Regions from separate parts of the Homo sapiens genome. Here region 2 is linked to region 1. The links are chromatin loops, found by intact Hi-C in ENCODE. Cell type or tissue: B cell. All regions are shown on one strand.

Region 1 (2,500 bases):
TCCAGCCTGGGCAAGAGAGAAACCTTGTCTCTATTTAAAACAAAAACAAAAAAAATTTCTCACTCTTACGTCCACACCCAGGTTCTCTTGGAATTGTTTTCTGAACTCCTCAGGTAACTAAAATTTTATTTGGTTAATTCTCTTGGTCCTACAGTGAGATACTGCTTGATGCACTCTGGGAAAAATGGAAAAGCCTGTTAAAATAAGCAATTTAAGAAGTGTTTCTGCTGGGCATGACGGCTCATGCTTGTAATCCCAGTGCTTTGGAAGGCCAAAGCAGGAGGATCGCTTGAGGCCAGGAGTTTGAGACCAGCCTGGTGGCAAGACTCCGTGTCTACAAAAGATTTAAAAATTAGCCAAGGGCAGTGGTGCGGCTCCTTAGGAGGCTGAATCGGGAGGATCGCTTGAGCCCAGGAATTCAAGGATGCAGTGAGCTCTGATGGCACCACTGCACTTCAGCCTGGGTGGCAGAGCAAAAGGTCTCTAAAAAAGAAAGAGCTGGGTGCGGTGGCTCATACCTGTAATCCCAGCACTCTGGGAGGCTGAGACGGGTTGATCGCTTGAGGTCAGGAGTTCGAGACCAGCCTGGCCAACATGGCAAAACTCCATCTCTACCAAAAATACAAAAACTAGCCAGGCGTAGTGGTGCATGCCTGTAATCCCAGCTACTTAGGAGGCTGTGGCAGGAGAATTGCTTGAACCCAGGAGGCAGAGGTTGCAGTGAGCCAAGATAGCGCCATTGCACTCCAGCCTGGGTGACAGAGCCAGACTCCATCTCAAAAAAAGAAGGAAGGAAGGGAGGGAGGGAGGGAGGGAGGAAGGAAGGAAGGAAGGAAGGAAGGAAGGAAGGAAGGAAGGAAGGAAGGAAGGAAAGAAAGAAATTCATCCAGCATGTCCCTTTCTTCTCCTATGGGATTTACCAACTGACAAATTCTAGTGCTCCTGCCATCACCCCCACATGTGCAGCAAAGCCTCCACATTTGCAAAATCTAAGTCAATCTCTAAAAGATGCTTCGAGGAAGCACCCAGTTCCTTCTGCTAATAACCGCAGTGTGTCATGTGACACCTCCCCCTCCCCCAACCAGTTCTCTCTGAAAACTACCCACCCACCCCACCAATAAAGTAGCATGACGTCTGTCCTTCAGCTGCCAATATCTACATTTCCTTCAAGGTGGTAATCTTTTGCTTTTGTAATTTAAGTTCTTTTTTATTCGTAATTGTTACCCAATTGCTTTGGGGCTTGCATAAACAGTTAACAAAAACACCCGCACGAGGCAGCCGGTTCGCTTTCTGTGCTTGTTGTTCTTGGCACTGGGTCAGTTCTATGAACTTCTGGTGTCCAACTGGTAGGACCTGAAACTCCGTGTTTAACAAGTGCGTGTAGTCAAAACAGTTGGCGTGTGCAAGCGCGGATAGCTGGTATTGACTGCAGCTGGTCAGCCGTCGGGCTGTGCACCGTGCAGAATACCGTATCACGTTGCTCTGTTTGGGGCTGGGCTTTTGTTGTTGTTTAGTCGTTGCGATTTTTTTCCCTCCTTTTTCTTTCTCTCTCTCTCTCTTTTTTTTTTTCTTTTTTTTTTTTTTACTGACATCCGTGCTAATGTGGATCGCTTCAGGTTCCAAAAGTACAACATGTTTACAGTCGTCGTAGCATCAGATTAAGTTGGCAGCCTGAGTCTCTCTGTAAGTGGTTTTAGTTTACATTTCTTCTTCTAGCAGGATGTTTTGCATAATTTTGCTGATCCTAGGTTATTTATAGACTTTTTTTTGAAGAAACGGGGATGCATAAGAGTTTCTGTTCCAACTGTGGAAAGTGAAATTTGTTTCTCCACTTAGAGAAACGGCGGTGTATGTGCAGCAGAGGGTTATTTTAGCTCTTGATGATTAATTTCTTAGGGGTCACTTAATAACGTTCCCGAGAGTCCTAGGACGTGTTGTTTTCCTTTAGTCGTTCACAAACGGAGTAAAATGAAAGTAATGATGCCATTTCCTCTGGGGCGCTCCTCGAGGGTGGATGCAGTGATTGGGTATTGTTTCAAACGTCTGAAATGAGTTTACAGCGGTTGTTTTGTCAAACTCCTGGGAGCAGTGGCATTTGGTGACCCAAAACATGCCCAAGGGCTGGTCTGCAGGACTCAGAGTCACGGGGGAGGGGGACGGAGGAAGAACAGACACAGGGAAGTTACTGGACCTTAGTTTGTCCCCACCTAAATGACAGTGATATGCAGACATTTATAACATTTTTAAAAGGATGATTGACTGCAAGATGGCATATGGGCTCATGCTTTATCTGTGTGATTTTCTGGCCTGGTGGTAGCATCTTTGGGGGCCCGTGTGCATGTTTGAGTAAGAACTAAAGCTTAGCGAAAACACTAAGCCGGAATTAGCACTCTATAAAAGGGTTTCCCGTAATATTTACTAGAACAGTTGGCTAAAAATTGCCGTGCTTGTCCCACTGAATGGCTGTGTAATTAAATCAGCCCTTGATATCGTACCTTGA
Region 2 (2,500 bases), 120 kb before region 1:
AACCAACTGCTTCTCCCACCTCCACTTCTGCTGCCCTGATCTGAGCCACCATCACCTAAATTACTATAAAAGCCAAGTATCAGTTCATGTCACTCCTCTGCTCAAAAGCCTGCATAGCTTCCCACACCACTCAGAGTCACTGGCACAGCCTTTCCGCCGCCCCCATGCCATCCCCGGCTTCAGTGCCTCTACGCTGGCTCGCGTTGGCTCCTGCACACAGGCTGGCTTCTTTGCTCTCCCTCATACGTCCTAGGCTCTCCCCTTCTCTGGACCTTTGCACTAGCTCTTCCCTCTGTGCGGAACACCATCCCCTAGATGTGCTCCAGCCTCACAATCTACCTTCTCACCTTCTTCTAGTCTGCTCAGATATCACCTTCTCAGTGGCACCCTTTTTACAATTCCAGCCAGCCTTCCCAGCACCAGTGTTTTGTTTGTTTGTTTTTTTATAACACTTTACCCTTTCTATAGCAGACATTATTGGGAATACTTATTGTTTGTTGTTTGTCTCACCTGCTAGCATGTGATGTCTACAAGGCAAGGGTCTTGCCAGTTTTGGTGACTGGTGTTTCCCAAGGGCCTAGAGCAAGGGAGAGCCAGGACTGGGCCCAGGTCTCCCTGGCTCCAAGGCCATCCTCTTCCTGCTGTGAAAGACCACTCTGAACTATACAAGGGTAGATCTCTCCAACACCACATCTCGTTTATCCTCCCTGCCCCATCTTTTGCCATCTTCCTCAGTGACTTCAGTATCTCTGTGAGCCTACTTGCTAAAATAGAAATTTTAAACTGTACAGAAAGAACATGGTGTTATGTTCAAGAGAATGGAGTCTGGGCTGGGTGTGGTGGCTCACACCTGTAGTCTCAACACTTTGGGAGGCCAAGGCTGGAGGATCATTTGAGTCCTGGAATTCGAGGCCAGCCTGGGCAACATAGTGAGACCTCGTCTCTACAAAAAATTTAAAAAATTAGGTGGATGTGGTGGCATGTGCCTTTCGTCCCAGCTACTTGGGAGGCTGAGTTGGGAGGATCACTTGAGCCCAGGAGGTCAAAGCTACAGTGAGCTATGATAGCATAACTATGCTCTAGCCTGGGCAACAGAGTGAGACCCTGTCTTGGAAAAAAAAAAAAAGGAGTCTGGAGCCACTTACACAGCAGGTAAGCATAGGCACCTCACTTCACCTCCCTTTGCCTCAGTTTCCTCATCTATCAAAAGGAGATAATCATGCCACCTTACCTTGAAGGGTTTCTGTGAGGGCTAAATACGTTAATATATGTAACCACTTACCATGGAAACAGTGAGTACCATGTCAGTATCATTGTAAGGATATATATTTGAACCTTGAGGACACTATGCTAAATGAAATAAGCCAGTCATAAAGGACCAATACTGCCTGATTCCACTGATATGAGGTATCTAAGGCAGTTGACTCGTAGAAGCAGAACATAGAATGGTTGAGTGCCAGGGGCCGGAGGAAGGAGGAAGTGAGGTTGCTGCTCAGTGGGCGTGGAGTTTCAGTAGTGCAAGCTGAGTCAGTTCTAGAGATCTGCTTTACAACAGTGTGCTTATGGTTAACAATACTGTACTATACACTCACAGATGTGTTAAGACAGTAGATCTCATGTTATATGGGGCTTTTTAAACCACAACTTGTTTTTTAAAAAGGATGTAATATATTAGTCACTAACCCTTTGTTTTATTGAATTTTCTCAAGGTTAAGGGACTTACCCAAGTGCTCGCAGCTTATAAAGGAAAGAGGGTGACAAGAATGAAGCCTCTGACTTCCAGGGCTCTTTGTCCTGCTCCAAGTCAGGCATTAGTTCTGTCTGTCAAAATCCAGATTATCAAAGGACCATAGTATAAAAGGGCTCTGCAATATGGGGAGGTGCATCCACGCTTCTTTGGGAGAAACGCCTCACATGTTGGCTTCATAAAACTCTTCTATGCCCCGTAGGTTGGACAATGAGAAATAAATAATCCAGACATTGGTGTTTTTGATAGGTGGTTAGAGCTTCCCCAACAGGGGGAGTAAACAAAAGAACCATCTTAATTTCAAGCTTAGTTAGAACTACGGAAGACTAAAAGTCATTTTTCAAAATGGTGGGTGGTGCCAGGGCTCTATCCCCACCTGGAAGGGGCACTTGATCTGTAAAAGCAGCAAAAATAATTGTGTCTTTTATGTCACTTAGGTAGAAGCTCCTGTCCCAATTAATTCTTATCTCCTCCTCCCTTTATAAATATGCTTGGGCAAAGTGACATCCTAGCAGTTTTTTGTTTTGTTTTCTCTCTTCTTAACAAGGAATTCTCTCTGCTTAGGCATTTTAGGTGCTGATTTTTCTCATGTCCCAGAGATGCTTCTAATTAGTTGATGCTTCCTTCCCATAATAGTTCACCACAGAGAGTGGATTTGGACTGGAGGAGGGAGCAATTTTGTCATCTTATCAAAGTGCCACTGATCAGGTTGGCTTTCCTGAGTGCTCATTCATTTTTCCGCCTCTCTGGAAA

The links. A loop is a pair of places that touch in the nucleus more often than their neighbours do. Peaks named below come from ENCODE experiments on the same cell type or tissue, not always from the same donor. Only the 100,000 strongest peaks of a DNase experiment are listed, where the experiment ranks them.
Region 2: it touches region 1 in a loop (4-fold over the local background); 5 of 110 quality-filtered maps call a loop at or near these places.

The regions. Positions count from the first base shown.
Region 1 is chr7:105,690,743-105,693,242 of GRCh38, reverse strand. All of the region lies in intron 3 of ATXN7L1 (ataxin 7 like 1), which reads left to right. Among named protein-coding and RNA genes, the nearest start is that of EFCAB10, 110 kb to the right of the region's middle. RefSeq lists enhancers at 1,290-1,965, 1,966-2,500. In B cell, no CTCF peak of the experiment used is centred here; DNase peaks (open chromatin) are centred at 1,102, 2,012 and 2,472; H3K4me3 peaks cover 1,662 bases; H3K27ac peaks cover 1,526 bases.
Region 2 is chr7:105,808,400-105,810,899 of GRCh38, reverse strand. The region is part of intron 2 of ATXN7L1 (ataxin 7 like 1); the gene reads left to right. Among named protein-coding and RNA genes, the nearest start is that of ATXN7L1, 67 kb to the left of the region's middle. RefSeq lists enhancers at 1,685-1,794, 1,915-1,984. In B cell, no CTCF peak of the experiment used is centred here; a DNase peak (open chromatin) is centred at 1,489; H3K27ac peaks cover 953 bases.